Regions from separate parts of the Homo sapiens genome. Here region 1 is linked to region 2. A link is a loop called in an ENCODE intact Hi-C map of the cell type or tissue named here. Cell type or tissue: transverse colon. All regions are shown on one strand. Links, peaks and the distances in the headings refer to the core of each region. The heading gives the core; the rest is flanking DNA. Region 1 has its middle 53 kb from the start of GLIS3. Region 2 has its middle 17 kb from the start of PUM3.

What was found. A loop is a pair of places that touch in the nucleus more often than their neighbours do. Peaks named below come from ENCODE experiments on the same cell type or tissue, not always from the same donor. Only the 100,000 strongest peaks of a DNase experiment are listed, where the experiment ranks them.
Region 1: a loop joins it to region 2, with 7 times the contacts of the local background. A loop is called at or near these places in 17 of 110 quality-filtered maps.

What each region holds. Positions count from the first base shown.
Region 1 is chr9:4,349,177-4,357,517 of GRCh38, reverse strand. It overlaps a transcript of GLIS3 not described here. Among named protein-coding and RNA genes, the nearest start is that of GLIS3, 53 kb to the right of the region's middle. In transverse colon, for the core only: no CTCF peak of the experiment used is centred there; a DNase peak (open chromatin) is centred at 4,057.
Region 2 is chr9:2,856,693-2,865,033 of GRCh38, reverse strand. No RefSeq gene overlaps it. Among named protein-coding and RNA genes, the nearest start is that of PUM3, 17 kb to the right of the region's middle. In transverse colon, for the core only: CTCF peaks have their summits at 5,081 (motif pointing left) and 7,236 (motif pointing left); DNase peaks (open chromatin) are centred at 5,049 and 7,253; H3K27me3 peaks cover 1,242 bases.

The DNA.
Region 1 (8,341 bases), core at 269-8,268, 1.5 Mb before region 2:
TACAGTCAGCAAGCTGGAAACCCAGGAGAGTTTATGGGATAAAGTCTGAGTCTGGAGGCCTGAGAAGCAGGAGAGCGATAGTGTAAAATCTAGTCCAAACTGAAGGCAAGAGAAGACTGATTTCCCAGCTTGAAAACAGTCAGAGAGGGGATTCTTCCTTACTCAGGCTGTGGTTCTATTAAAGCTTCCAGGGGATTGGATGAGGCCCACCCACACTTGGGAGGGGCAATCTGCTTTATTCAATCTACTGATTCAAATGTTAATTTCATCCAGAAACACCTTCACAGACACAACCAGAATAAAGTTTAACCAAACTTCTGGGCACCTTGTAACCCAGTCAAGTTGATACAAAATTAAAGATCACAGGGTTATTCCCCAAAGATTTTAAATAAGAACAAATTCCACTCATTTTTAAATGCAACTTGAAACTAAAATAGAACTTTTGTTTCAGTTCTGTTTGTATAAGTAAACTCACTAATATTCAATGATTTATACATGCTAGATTTCAATTTTAGATTTCTAGTCTTTGGAAACAGTAAGATTTCGTACCAGTCAATATATTCCACCTTTTGAAACACTTATTAAAATATTTTGAAAATGCCAATTCCAGCTCCTGGTATAATGCTCTTGCCTGAAAGTCCAATTTAACCTTTTTACATGTGTAATCTTGCAAACATTGGTGGGCATTTTACATCCAAAAGGCTTTGTAATCAAACCTTTAGAGATTTTCTTACTGATGTTTTTCAGCTTTTGGTTCATCAGCAAATTCCAAATTCATTGTTGATGATCTTTGTTGCTCTAATAGTCATGCGATTTCATTTATAAATGAAACAAGCAGTCTTTGATCACATACTCTTTGTAAAATCTGATGCACTCTGTTGAATCTGCTGTGTTCCCTTTGTATTTTAAAAGCAATAGCTGCAATAGAGACAGCTTGACCCTACCGTGAGAAATAGCATTTTATCATGAAACTTGGCAAAGCCTTCAATTTCCTCCCATCTAATATCTGTCAGTCATTCCCATTGTCCAGGAAACATTTTCTCTGCTCTCCATGTGAAAGTTGTTATCTCTGGTGGCAGATACAACTTTTCTGAGGCCAGATCATTCTCATACCAGGGCTCAATCATATTGCTTTGTCGGATCCCTGTGGAAAACCAATCATGCTCTTTAAAGTGTAGCTGGAGAGTTAGTGATGCAAAAGAAAGACACTGGATCACTTGCACATACCAGTCCCCAGTCCTCCTAAATTGTGGGCCAGTCTCTCCGGCTCTGCTGCTGAACTCAGTGTGAATACAATAGCGACTGAAATGAAAGAAAGAGGTCCTGTTTACCAAATCATATTGTTGAGGTGGAAGGAACTTTGTCTAATTATAACCCATCATTACAAGGAAAAGAAAGGTAAAGCAAAGAGAGTCGACTTGGATTGACTTGGCCAAGACCACTCAGCTCATTAGTGTTAGAGCTGGGGCTGGAAAATATATTTTTTGACTAACTAATTTTACTGATGTATAATTTTTGTACCATAGAACACACAGAACTGAAGTGCCCAGTTGATACATTTTGATAAATATGTATGTCTATGTAACCATACCAAACGCATGCTAATCAAGATATAGAACATTTCATTGCCCCCAGGACTTTCCCACATGCCCCTTTCTAGTTAGAAAGCAGGTATTTGATTCCTGATCCAGTGTTTTGCCACCACTGACTCTTTCATCATTGTATAGGTGCAATGCTCAGTTGGTGAAAAGGGTCTATGGCTGGAAACAGGGTGTATAGGCTCTCATTCCAGCTGCTGCTCAATTAACTATATGACATTAGCCAAGAGGTTTGCTGAGTTAGTGTCCCTAGCTGTTAAAAGATGGGGTATGATTAAGAAGCCAGATTCCAAAGGTGATAAAGCTTGTCTTTGACTCCTCCTTCCCCTCTTTTCTGAGATCCTTCTTACAGTTCCTGGGCTATGAGGTGTCACTAGGAGAGTAGCACCCATTTCATTCTTTACCTGATTTTGAGCTAGCTATGTACTGTGTCAAAGGAAACTTGTCTATTTCGTGCCAAGTTATTGTTCCTAGAAGTGCTTGTATTTAATAATCATAGTGATACCTATAGTTTATTGGGCACCTACAAGATATCAGCCATGTGCTTACCCCTCTATATGCATTGCCTAAATGAGCCCTGCCTTACAGGAGCCCTGTAAGTTTACACAAAGCCAACCTGAGGCTCAAGGAGGTTAAGTTGCTTGCAGATAGTCACACAGCCGCCAAGTGGCAGAGTTTGCTTTGGGACCCAGATGTGCCCAACTCCAAATCCAGGACACTTTCCAACTCTACTACTTTGACTCAGGGAACTCTCTCTCTTTTTTCTTTTTCTTTTTCTTTTTTTTTTCGAGATGGAGTCTCGCTCTGTCGCCCAGGCTAAGAGTGCAGTGGTGTGATCTCGGCTCACTGCAACCTCCGCCTCCCGGGTTCAAGCCTCCAGGGTTCAAGCAATTCTCCCACTTCAGCCTCCCGAGTACCTGGGACTACAGGCACCCGCCACCACGCCTGGGTAATTTTTGGTATTTTTAGTAGAGATGGGGTTTCGCCGTGTTAGCCAGGATGGTCTCGATCTCCTGACCTAGTGATCCGCCCACCTCGGCCTCCCAAAGTGTTGGGATTACAGGCATGAGCCACCATGTCCGGCTACTCAGGGAACTCTTAAAGGTGACAGTAGCTTATTCCAAAGGAATGACTCTTTGAGGGTGGAATTTGGGGTAGCATGTTTTCCTAGAGGGAGAGTGTCATCTGATCAAGGAGCTCAGGGACACTTATGCATCACTCCAGTGCTGCCAATGGGGTTATTCTCCTGATCCCAGGACCGCAGTGAGAGGCTCGAGAAAGCCCCTTGAATAGTGCACTGTTCCATGTGAGTGCGGCTGTGCTAAACTGTGCCTGGGACAATCCCGTGCACTGAGGTTTTGACCTGAATAAGATGGGTCACGTGGATTCTGGAGGGTAAGCAGTTATTATTGTAGGGAATATAGTCTATAGAAAGTGAGATCCTGGGATGTAGTGTATAATTCTTGGTTAAATATAGCAAAAGAAAAGAAATAATCACCCACTCACTCAAGGAGGTGACTCTGGCTAGGGACCCCATGCCTGCTAACAGGGTGCTTATACCCTCATCCATATGGCATGAAGAGAGGTGTCCTGTTTCAAGAGTGCGAACTAAATCTCATTCAAACACACAAAAAGGTCTCAGGAAGTTTGGCTGGAGAAAGTACTCAGTTTCAGATGGGGAGTCTAATTTCATGTGCCTTTGCCTGCCATTGTCTGATTTGCAAGTTTAGCATAACACTCTTTTTTAAAAAGCCCTCTTGGCTATCAAGAATTTTCCTGCAGTTGGCCGGGCGTGGTGGCTCACGCCTGTAATCCCAGCGCTTTGGGAGGCTGAGGCAGGCGGATCACGAGGTCAGGAGATAGAGACCATCCTGGCTAACACGGTGAGACCCTGTCTCTACTAAAAATACAAAAAAAAAAAAAAAATAGCCGGGTGTGGCGGCGTGCTCCTGTAGTCCCAGCTGCTGGGTAGGCTGAGGCAGGAGAATGGCGTGAACCTGGGAGACTGAGCTTGCAGTGAGCCGAGGTCGCGCCACTGCACTCCATCCTGGGCGACAGATTTCCTGCAGTTCTTCAGAGGAGACTGTGGGAAACAAAAGCAAATCAACAGCTACAGGCACCGAATTAAGTTCAACACATATAATTCAGAACATACATCTTTGTGCAGCGGATAAGGAGGCCCCCAGAAAAACGACGGAGGACTATTCTGCTGTGTGGTTTAGGGGAGGGATCTGGCTCTATCTCGAGATGATCTTAGACTCTAGCTTACTCCAGATTACGGCCCGTTTTGGGTAACTTCTTGACTTTGGACCCGCTGAGAGATACTCTTCAGTAAGGAATCAGAGTACAGTCCTTAGTTTTGCTGTCAACACACAAGTACACATGCCAGTGCCCAGAGGCAGTTCTGGAAATGCCTTACTCATTTCTTGGCTGGGCTGAGTCCAGAGACAATCCCTGGCCCTGAACTTTGGAATCCTGAGGCTCAATGGACTTGAGTAGTTTTGCTGCTCGTTAACTCCCACACCTCCTTCTCATAGTTTAAAGAAAGCTGCCTGAAATCAGAGGACCGAGACTTCACAAAATCAGATCATATAGCAAGCAATTTCATGCACAAAAAAGACAGTGGAGTCTTTGAGGAGTTGCTGGGCTACAGACATCTGTACCCAGCCTGTGGTTTTGCCTGGCTGGTAGGGTACAGAAGTCTGCTTACTTTTGCCTCAAGTTTTAGCCTTTAATGGCACAGGGATGTCAAGAGAGGGAACTTCTCAGAGTCTCAGAGCAACAGAAATTTCGGTCAAGTTGTATTGTTCACCCAGGAATCCAAAGACACGGCTGAGTCTTGAGAGGTGGCCACCATACCCCAGGCTGAAAAAACTTTCCAGAGAGCTGACTGATCTCCTAACCAAACCAATGAGCCAAAAAACCACTGAGGTCTGGAACCCTGAAGGAGCGAGAGGACCCTATATCTTAGCCTGACAAGTGGCTACTTACACCTACTAAATGTATAGAAAACTGGATTTTTTCCATGCACCACAGGATATGGTTTTCTTTTAAAGTTCACAAATTCTCTTCATGGTTTACCTAACTATGAAGATTCATTTTTGGCCAACATCCAAGAAAGTTTATTTATGACCAATTCTGTATTTTGATCTCTCCATCCAAGTATTGTTGCCAAGAGCCAGCAGCACAAAGGCACAAGGGCCAGCTGAACTGCCCATGGCCACACATAGCCCTTCAGGCCTGCGATGGTCTTGATCATCTCCCCACTAACCAGGTCTGTGCCCACAAAAGCTGGTGATGGCCAAAGGAAGAAACCTCCCTCTACAGAAGTAGCCTAACCCAAGACAGAGTTCACTTAAACGGCCATCTCTAAAGAGCATGGTTGTTTGGTTTCCATTCTGTGCTCTCTGATCCTGGGAATCAGGGAAGGCCCTTGGGTTTACCCAAAAGATGCCCCACCATGCCTTAGTCCTCTGTATTTCTATGTCCCCATACCCTCACAGGCCAAAAGGACCCAAGGTGAATTGTGAGCTATTTTAATTTGGAGATAAATGACCAAGGGACTCTACACAAAGGGCTCAGTGTAATTTTAGTAGTCATAGGCCAACCTCAGGTGGCTCCCTTGTTCCTGAGCCATATTCCTGCATGACTTTGAGAAAATCACTTAGCCTCCCCAAAGAGAACACAACTGGGTGTCGCCTGAGTTTTACTGATGTTGGCAGAGTTTAATACAATGACTGTATTTTTTTATGTAAAGGAGACAAAGCATGGATTGAGACAAGCTTCCTCTATAATAACAGAAATCTACTTTTCCATCGTAGTTGTGAGTCTGTCTTCACGAACACTGTAGCTTGTACTTACGCTGAAGTTTACTTCATGAAAAGAAAGAGATTTTAGAAAATTGATCTTGCTTATTTACTTTTTAACCAAGAGCAGCTATTAACCCTCTAGGAGTTACATCAAACTCTTTAGATCCAAAATGTAACTCAAATACAGGCACTACTAGTTTTATATTTTTCTCCAGATTCAGAATCCTGTGTGCATTTTTTTTTTAAGAAAACTGTGCATTCATTTTCTCTGAAAATGACTTCTTTGTGCTCCAGTTTTCTAGCTTAAAGATAAAATTGGATTCTTTGAAGAGGCTTAGAAACTAATTTTAAAAATCTAAGGCCCATCAGTAAGTGACAGAGAGTCCTTTGGGTATCATTTGTGCTCCCTAGTTCAAGGAAAAACAACATTTTTTTAAAAAAATGAAATCTTTCCTTATCATTTGATGTTCATCATTACCGAACTACATACTTTTTTCTCTTTTTGCCCATGAAAATTTCACTAAATCTGAACAATTAAATGGAAAATTCCTTTTCAACTACTGTGATAAATTGAGTAATAAAGAACTCTTAGAGAAAGATATTTTTGTGTTTTTCAGTGTATATTCTAAACTTTTGTAATGAACTCAAGCACTAAATATTTTATGAGATATGTAAAAGATTTCTCCTCACCCTCCCTTTTTTTTTTTTTTTTTTGAGACACTCTGTTGCCCATGCTTGAGTGCAGTGGTGCGATTACAGTTCACTGAAGCTTCAACCTCCCAGGTTCAAGTGATCCTCCTTCCTCAGCCTCCCAGCTTATTGGGACTATAACCACACCCAGTTAATTGTTTGTTTGTTTGTTTCTTTTGAGACAGAGTCTCACTCTGTCTCCCAGGCTGGAGTGCAGTGGCCTGATCTTGGCTCACTGCAACCTCCACCTCCTGTGTTCAAGCAATTCTCCAGCTCCCTGTAAGTGTAGAGAGGCTATCCCAACCAGCCTTAAGGTCTAAGAAACAGGCCAGAATCAGAAAGAAATGGATTATTATACAGAGAAGTGAAGCCCAGGGCCCAGCACTTCAAGGCCTTGTATATAGATAGGACAAGCTTCATGGCGGTGTGACCTACACAGACACACAGGGCCCCAGGCTTAGAAGAGCCACAAATGGTTTATTGATCAAAGAGCCCTTGTTCATTTTGAACTGGGCCCCAAAATTACGTAGCTGGTTCTGGTACTAGTGGTACTAGGGAAAGTCCTGAGGAGACAGAAACTGGAAGAAAACAAAAACAAACAAAAACAAAAACAAAACAAAACAAAACAAACCCTGATGTTTTTTACCCCAAGGCATTTTGGGTAGAAGAGACATAGAGGCAGCAGAGACACATCAATCCCAACTCTTCCTTGGTCCAGAATGAAGGAGGATATTACTTGATTTGAGAGAAATACCAAAGGTGGGGTCTTTTTGTCCAATTTAACATTTTGGATTCTGGAAGAAGAGTTCAGTCTTCCTTATCCCCACCCCAAAATAGAGATAATAAAGCAGTTCTGAAAGAGACTTTAAAATAAAAATATTTTTAAAAATTTCAGAGAGATATAGTACGGCAGGATTATAAATTTACACTGTGCACAGGTGAATAGTGAAAATGCAGTTTAAAGAAATTTTCTATTACTTGATTCCATTTGTGTCAATTGTTTCTATCCATATAGAGATGGGAGGAAAAAATATAAATTTTAAGTCAAATCCAGTAAATGTGGCCCAGTGCAATAACTGAAATAGTCTCTTTAAGTTAATTTTCAGTCTTTTGATTTAAACGTGCCCAGTTCCTCACATTTCCGCCTATTCCCTCTTTGCTCTCCAAGGTGCTGGTGAATAGGTGCCTTGCGGGTATAGCAAACATGGCCATGCGGTGGTGGAGGAAGGGAGTCTCCCATCGCCACTGGGCCTTGTGATAGCTCTCGGTCTTCTCTGACCTCTGCGGTGATGGAACTCCTATGCCTGATCCCTTCTCACTATGCTGCTATCAGCTGTCTCTGAGCTGGTGTAACTTGCAATCTGACTCTCTCAGTTTGGTCAAAGTCAGTTTTGCCCCACTGCTCTTGGTCCGTCTAAGTCTCTTTCACATTCCTGAAGCCAGCTGGCCTGGGCTGCCCACCCACAGCCTCTGCAGCAGATTATCTCACTCTTGCCAGGACAGGCCCCACAGAAGATTCATCGATTTCTAGTTCAACTGGCTTCCAGATAAACTGAAGGCTAATGACCAATTCAGGACACCCTGAAGGCTTCATGACTTCATTTCTTCTTGCCACCATGAATTTAGGTTTCTTCTTCATTTCTGGTACCCGGATATTTTTCCTTTTTGCTGTCAAGCCCTGCTTAAAGTATTTTTTTTTCTGTCTTTTATTCATCATTTCTGTGTGCTTAGAGTGATGCTCTGTGTGTCCTCTTGTCTGGAAGTCCTGGAATCTTATTTTTGCTAGTAATTTGCAAGGTAAGTACTTCAGTTCCTTCCCTAAGTAAATGCAATCTAAATTAACAAAGTTTTGTTAGGTATTTTTTTCCTTTTTGGTCATCTAGCATACAGGGATTTTTTTCTGTGCAATGACCATTTCCATTCTCTTTTTCTACTCATCAATATAAATCCTCAACACCAATTAGACTCTACGAGAGGGTATTGTATGCAATGTGCATGCCAGGATACAAATAAAATAATTCCAGTTAATTATTAAGTAAATATAGGAACATTTACTATTATAAAGCATTTAGAAGAGTCAAATGCCTGGCTTTTATGGGTCATATAATCTACTTGGAGAAATATGGTTGCATAAAATATTTAAATAACATTAGTCTGCAGTTCTGCAAGTGTGCATACCAGTGCCACTGACAACACCTATCATAAACTGTTGTGGAAAGGAGAGATTGCTATCAACTGGGGTGT
Region 2 (8,341 bases), core at 275-8,274:
GCCATGAATTTCTTGGGTTGAAAGTCTGACAACCATTTCCTGAAATACTATGAAACTTTCCTGAATAATTGAGTAGTTAATGTTTTGTTTAATTTCCAAAATCCAGTTGTTTGGCAACTCTGGAGCAGGTGGATGATGATGCGTAGAGAGGTCTTGTGCAAGTAACACACAAGAGTGAGCAGATGTGGGCTTTAACAGTTAAAATGGAAAGATCCTCCGTAAAATATATTTTCTCCAGCTTTCCAAATGAAACTCAACCTCCTCTTAATGAAATGTATTGACCTCCAAATTTATGTGAAGGACCTGGTAAAAGATGGGCCAGACCAGCGTCAGTGGCCAAACACATGGGTTACCTAAACAGAAGGGGTAAGGCAGAGCAGCCCTCAGAAGTAGGGTTGATGGGGTATGGCTTCCACAATACCAGGAAGAATCTTGCTTCCTCTAGGCCATCTCAAGCTGGTGCCTAGGCTTCCTTCCACAAATCTTTATCATTTTATTTAGATTTTTGTTAGGAAGGAGCCAGAGGGAAAAAGTTCCAATTGATAAGGATACCCAAGGTGATTAAGTTGATTACTAGAACCCACTACATAGATCTGACGAATTTAAAAGGGACTTCTAATCAAGAAGCAGCAGCTCTGAGATTCCTGGTTACTAGCTTTACATGTCGCTCTTTTTTTATGTAACTTTTCTTTTAACTTTTAAGTTCAGGAGAAGAAGTGCAGGTTTGTTACATACGTAAACTGTATCGTGGGGTTTTGTTGTACAGGTTATTTCTTCACCCAGGTATTAAGCCTAGTACCCATTAGTCATTTTTCCCAATCCTCTTCCTCCTCCCATCCTCTGCCTTCCAAGAGGCCCCAGTGTGTGTTGTTCCCCTCTAGGTATCCATGTGTTCTCATCATTTAGCTCTCACTTATAAGTGAGAATACAATATTTAGTTTTCTGTTCCTGTTGTTAGTTTGCCAAGGATAATGGCCTCCAGTGCCATCGATGTTCCTGCAAAGGACATGATCTCATTCTTTTTCATGGCTGCATAGTATTCCATGTGGTGTATATTTACCACATTTTCTTTATACATGTTGCTCTTGATATCATCAATATATCATTAACCAAATCTTCCCTGTGTAGATCCTTTCCACTCTGTATTCATTTGTTCTTGCATTGCTATAAAGAAATACCTGAGACTGGGTAATTTATAAAGGAAAGGGGCTTAATTGGCTCACATTTCTACAGGCTGTACAGGAATCATAGCGGCTTCTCCTTTTTGGGGAGGCCTCAGGAAGCTTTCAGTCATGGCAGAAGTCAAAGGGGAAGCAGGTATCTTACGTGGCAGGAGCCAGAGCAAGAAAAAGTAAGGGGGAAGGTACCGCACAGTTTTAAACGACCTGGTCTTGAAAGAACTCACTCACTATCACAAGAACAGCACCGAGGGGATGGCGTTAAACCATTCACGAGAAATCCACCCCCATGGTCCACCCACCTCCCACCAGCGCCCCCCGCCTCCCGCCCCACCAACATTAGAGATTACAATTTGACATGAGATTTGGGCAGGGACACAGATCCAAGCCATATCACACTCCTGCCTCCCTGTTGTTAGAAATGTTTACAATATCAAGTGTATTAATATGATTTATATTTAAAATTTCTTTACCACTAGGCCTGGTGTGATTTCTTATGTTTAAGAGATTTCTCTCTTGTCTTTTGGGACATTGTTTGAGAGAATAAAATGATTAATCTCCATATTCTTTGTATCTATCAAGATTTCCTTGGGGATGCTCAGCTTGTATATTTCAGTGTAGCATTCCTAAAGGTTGACTCATGGGATAGGTCTCTCTTCTGCAAAATTTACCCCATTTTTCTTAACGGTAAGTTACATCAATATTTTCATATAAAGCCTGCATATAAATACTATTTAGAGCTTATAAAATTCCGTTGGATGTTTTTGATAATTATTTAAATGCAAGTATCATTGGGAGAGATGTGGGTCTTATCATTGATACAGATTTTAGTGTAATATCTGAAATGGGGACTTGATAGAAAACTTAGAAGAAAAGGAATAAGTGTACTTGGTATATATAGAAAAGAGGCCAAATATTACCAAATAGGGGAGGAAACTTTGGGAGGAGAGAAGGAAGAGGTGACCAGTACCAATAATGAGACTGGCATAGCTGTGATAAAGCTGAAGGCATGGTGGCATTCTGGTGCTCTCCTGGTTTAATCATCTTGTTTAAATTCACATGACATGTAAAGTTACTCTGAATGATCCATTAAGTTCATTTATTCTCCATTCTCTTTTCTACCCTATTAAATATGTAGAAAAAAACATTTTTTACTAAAAAAATTTGAGAGAATAATTTTTTTATAATACCAGATTTTTTGAGCCTGAAAGAAAGTAACAGGAATTACATAAGCAAGTATGCTGTTATAAAATAAATTTAGATAAAAAGACTTCCTAGTAGCAAGCAGTTAGGGGGAAGAGGAAGGAGAGAAAAGAATGAAACCAGATAAATCTATGTTTAATTGTTGAAGATTCAATACAAAAGTAAAGAGCAAAGAACAGCCAGGAGACTCCTGTGGGGACTTTTAGGGTGCTGAAAATGTTGTTTATTTCTTGACATGAGCATTAGTTACCCAGATGGTCACCTTACACTAATTCAGTAAGCTGTATATTTTTGTACCTTTTTCGTATATGCTAGTCATTTTCCAAATAAGCATTAAAAGAAAAAAAAAACAACTGAACCCTGAAAACAAAAGAGAGAGAGAGACTGACCCAATTCAGGCAGACATATCTGAAGTAGGGGGAAAATCAGCAAATTGACCTCTTCATATTTCCAACAACATACTTGATACTTTTGGATATGTGTTCCCTGGTTTTGTGAACAGGCTGAAAGAATTTCAATCATGGGTCCCTTTTGGGCAATAAGGATTGGGCCAGTCGTTGTGCATGGAAAGGATACTTGATTTTCACAAAGGTTATATTTAATATAAAATATTCTACTTATCAGTTCTTCTCTACTCTGCATGAGGGGATATGAATAAGAATGTTGGAGAAGCATTATTCAAAATAGCCAAAAGTAGAAAAGGTGTCCATCAAAGTAAAATCGATAAATGTGCTATATTCTGGCTATATTTCGCCGCAAAATAAAAGCTATCCACGACAATCCAGATCGATCTTCTTTTTTCAAGTGTTGGGCAAAAGAGAACAGAAACAAAAGGACACGTTTTCTATGATTTTGTTCTTATAAAGGCCAAATACACGCAAAGCATAAATGATAGTATTTAGGGATACACACTTATGTGGTAAAAGTGTGAAGAGAAGCCAGACAGTGATGAGCATAGAAGGAGTGCGCAAGGAAGGCAGGGCCTAACATGTGCCAGCCCCACTCCAGGCTGACTGGGAAGACAAATCAAATGGAAGAGACTCTCACTCCTTAACGATGCTGAATAATTAGTGCCTAGAATTACAGCATCTCAGGACCGAAAGGAGCCTAAAGATCACTAAGATAAGTGACCTTTTAATTTTTTACATTTCAATTTTTATTATTATATTTCAATAAAAATTAGAGAGTTCAATAGAGTATTTCCAAACTTTATTCCAACAGGTAAGGTATATTTACAAACATACTACAATCTATCACCAACAATTATTTCATACAAAGAAAAGGCGTGTCACCCTCACAAAGTAAGAAGTAAATAATTTTAGAATAAATGATAGCCCTTTACATTGAATAAATTTAGATTTGTGAACCATGCTGCCTATTTCTTTCCAGGAACATAGTAAAAAAAAAAAAAAAAGGTGTTTTTTTTTTTTTTTTTTGAGACGGAGTTTTGCTGTTGTCGCCCAGGCTGGAGTGCAATGGTGCGATCTTGGCCAACTGCAACCTCTACCTCCCGGGTTCAAGCAATTCTCCTGCCTCAGCCTCCCGAGTAGCTGGGATTGCAGGCTCCCACCACCACGCCCAGCTAATTTTTTGTATTTTTAGTAGAGATGGGGTTTCACCATGTTGGTCAGGCTGGTCTTTAACTACTGACCTCGGGTGATCCACCCACCTTGGCCTCCCAAATTGCTGGGATTACAGGCGTGGGTCACCGCACCAGCCAGTAAAAATTTTTGAATAAACTACCATCAATCCCTAGACTAGTTGGTGTATGAGAAACTTTGACCTTACCTACCACTAATCCAATACTTGAATCTTCTTCCCCAAATCCATAAAAGGTGTAACTGGGGCTTGCCTATGCTTGCATACTTCTGATGAATTAGAACTCACTACTAGAGATGCTAACATATCTTCCTCTTAGAACATTTGTGACTGAATGCTCTTCTGCTGTTGAACCTAATTATTTCCCCTTCGTTTGTGGTCTTAGACTAGTGACTGCACTTACTGTCTAAATTGTACAGTCTTCTATGTGTCAGCCCCAACCTGTGAGCAACACGCTTTATCCCCCTCCCTGTCATGACCCACGCTCCTTCTCACGTTGAAACATCTCAAATCCTTTGTACTATTTCCTATACATATCCTGAATCGTCAGCATCCTTAACTCTCTGCTTGAGGTGTTCCAATTTGTCTGTATCTAATTTTAAAATGTGATTTTCCAAACAGAGTACAACTTTCCAGGTTGGTTTGCCTCACCCAAAAGAGAGTAAATGCATCATCTCTTTGATTCAAGACATTCAACTTCTTCCCTCAATGTAGCCCAAAATTTCCTAAATCAACTCTCCCATTCCTATTAACTCATTTGATGAAAACAAGTTCATATGCCAGTGTGAGTCTAGAAGACTGGTTTCCCACAGAAAAAAGGAGAAGATGGCAGATCTTACAAACTAATAAGATACGAGAATGGCTGATTATTTATTTTTAAATGTTCTGAATTCACCTAATTTGTGCTTAGCATACATCTCTTCACTTGTGAGAAAGTATACCATTAGCAAGATCCTCAGACACCTTTCAGGGGACTCACACATCCTCTTAATACGCCACTCCAGTCTAGTAAGCTCCAGAAAAAGAGTGGAGTGACTGTGCTGGGACTTGTCCTTGGTGACTGCTTGCTGGCGCCACCTACTGGGATCAGCGTCTCTTTCCAGGTTCGTACATTCTTGGGAACGAAGACTGAGTTCCCCAATATGCAGTTTGTAGAGTTTATTTTCTTCCCATCTTAGAAAATGTAAAGGATGTGAAGTTCTTGCTTGCAGTCTCTTGTTACCCATGAGATTAAAAAAGTCCCACTAGCAGCAGTTCCATGATCTCATTTGCATATTATCTCAGTAAACTACAACTTTGATTTGCCTGGGCCATGAGACACAAAGGTAAAATGATTAATATTCTTACCCATGTTGTTCATGATGAGAAAGTGAGACAATTTACAAATAAATTAAATTATTAATAACAAAATTACTTTCATTTGTACTATTGAAAGTTAGTTAACACGTATTCTTCTCTTCCTCATATATTTATATTTATATTTATAGTTTATCCCAGTCTCTAGAGTATTTAGCTATATATATATATAAATATTTAGCTACATATATATATAAATATGTGTATTCTATTTGATAGCAATAGAAATTTGCTCATGACCCACAACAAACATTTTGTAGAGAGACAGTATAAAATGCAGATGGTTTTGGGGGGTGGAAGTTGTTTTTTATTTTGTTTTAGATACAGGGTCTCACTCTGTTGCCCAGGCTGGATGGAGTGCAGTGGTGTGATCATGGCTTACTGTAACCTCGATCTCATGGACTTAAGCAACCCTTGTGCCTCAGCACCTCAAGTAGCTGGAACTACAGGCATGAGCCACCACACCAGGTTAAGTTTTTAATATTTTGTAGAAACAAGGTCTGGCTATATTGGCCAGGCTGCTCTCAAACTCCTGGCCTCAAGTGATCCTCCCACCTTAGCCTCCCAAAGCACTGGAATTACAGGTGTGGGCCACTGCACCTGATCTTTTCTTTAAAAAAAATGTAACTTAAAAAAAAAATCTCTTTAACTCATTTCTTCTTTGAGTGTGGCCAGCTTGAGGGAGGCTTTACTTTCTTCAGTTGGCAAAAATGTATGATACAGTCATTAAAAAGGCACTGAACCAAAGGTTATTAACTTGGGGTCTTCCAATATTCAAGAGATTCATGGACAGAAATCAAGAGGTTCATGGACAGAAACAGTTTCTAAATATATATATATTTATATATATATAAATATATATATTCTAAATATATTATTATAATAATATAATCATTATATATATAATTTTTTGTTTGTTTTTGTTTGTTTGTCTTGTTTTTTTCTTTTTTTTGAGACAGACTTTCTCTCTGTTGCCCAGGTTGGAGTGCAATGGCGCGATCTTGGCTCACTGCAACCTCCACCTCCCAGGTGCAAGTGCTTCTCCTGCCTCAGCCTCCCAAGTAGCTGAGATTACAGACGCCCACCACTGCGCCTGGCCAATTTTTTGTATTTTTAGTAGGGACAGGGTTTCGCCATGTTGGCCAGGCTGGTTTCGAACTCCTGACCTCAGGTGATCTGCCCACCTCGGCCTCCCAAAGTGCTAGGACTATAGGCGTGAGTCACCATGCCTGGCCAGTGAAAATATTTTTTAAAGGAACATAAGAAAGGAGGAAGGGAAAGAGAGAGAGAGAAGGGAAAAGAAAATACACCTTTATTTTTTTTTACTAACTTTTAAGTAAAATTATAGTTTATAAAATATGATTGTTAAGCCACAACATCATATTATAGTTGTTGCAGATATTTTGAGATATTGTTTTTGCTTATTGCTATTTCAAGATTACAATGGATAGGAGGCCTGCCTCTGGCTTTTATTATTTACTGCATTCATAAAAAAGCACATATATTACTATGTCTTGCATTTGCTTAAATATTCCAGTAGCAGCTTTTCAATATAACTGGCTTCCGTTGCAATCCTACGCATCCTATTTTTTGCATTTAAAATCACAATGCTGAGAAGGAGTTCAGAAGTCTCACCAGACTGCCATAGGGATTAAGAGCTCCTGCATTAAACTCTTTTGAGAGCTTTGTTGGGAAAAACAGAATCCTTCAGGCCATCCTGTGCCAGGGGAACCGAATTGCCTCAGAACAGACAGAACCTTTGCCTCTGTGGTTCTAGACCCTGACTTTAGAAGAGATGTTAATAATAATGAAAGACTCTCCTTTCTAGCCTGGAGAGTATTGCAGAATCCTGGAGAGTATGCCATCCTGGTGATTTTGGGTACCATTGGGTATTTCAGGGAAATAGTGCCATCTGGTGGCTGATGCTCCTCCTCCGGTGCACACTTCTGTTTGTCTTGTAATTAGAAACATTCATAGCGAAACACAGTGGCATTTAAAAGTATCAGCGCATAGCTCTTCCCCATTTCCGTCCACTGCGTGTGTTTAGTTTTGTCAATTCACAAATCTCACAGATTCAATGAATGATAATGCTCAGTGTTCTGTGGAATCACATTTTTGTCTCCTTTTTAGAAATGTTTAGCAGAAGACAGTGATTGGCAATTTGAATTCCAATTCTCAAGGCTTCAATAATGGTAAAGGTCCCTCTTCCCTCAAAATAGCATTTTCATTTTTTATAATGCCTGGATCATTTCAAATACAAGGTGTACAAAGAGATATCAGGGCTGTAGGGTTGTGAGTGGGGCGTGATATCTGCAGGCTTCAGGTGATGTTGATGTTAGTGGATTCCCGGGGTTTCTGACACACTGACCCTGGGTTTTCTTTCATATGTTGGTCAAGTTGCCCTTGACTCAACAGTTATGATTCTGATTCTGGCTCTGCATGTGGGCTCTGCTAGTTTTCCCCACCTTCTTTACTGCTTTTTACAACTTCCACTGCCCACTTCTTGGTCCAAGCTACCAGCACTTTTTCTCAGATTATTGAAAGAGTCTCTTAACTGGTCTACCTTCTTCCACATTTTCCCCGCTAAGTTCATTCCCCACATGGCAGCCAGAATGATACTGTAAAACCACAAGTTAGATCGTACCCACCCCTCTGCTCACAATCCCTTTCCTTCAGAGAAAAAACAGAAGTCTTCGCAATATCCAAGACACTGTAATCAGGCTCACAGATAACCCCCTAAACCCATCTCCTTCTCCACTTACCCTCACCAACAATACTGACCTTCTTGCTGTTCTTCAAACAAAGCATGGCTCTGCCTCAGGACATCTGCACTTGCTGTTCCCTCTGCCTAAAACACTGTTCCTCCAGTTACTAACATGGCGCATTCTGCATTCTCTTGCTTCTTTCAAGGGCCCAGAGACTGTGTGGCCCGTTCTTTATTTTTCTCCATAGTATTTATCACTATCTAAATTTTTATGTGCTTTACTTATTAATTTTTGTTGTTT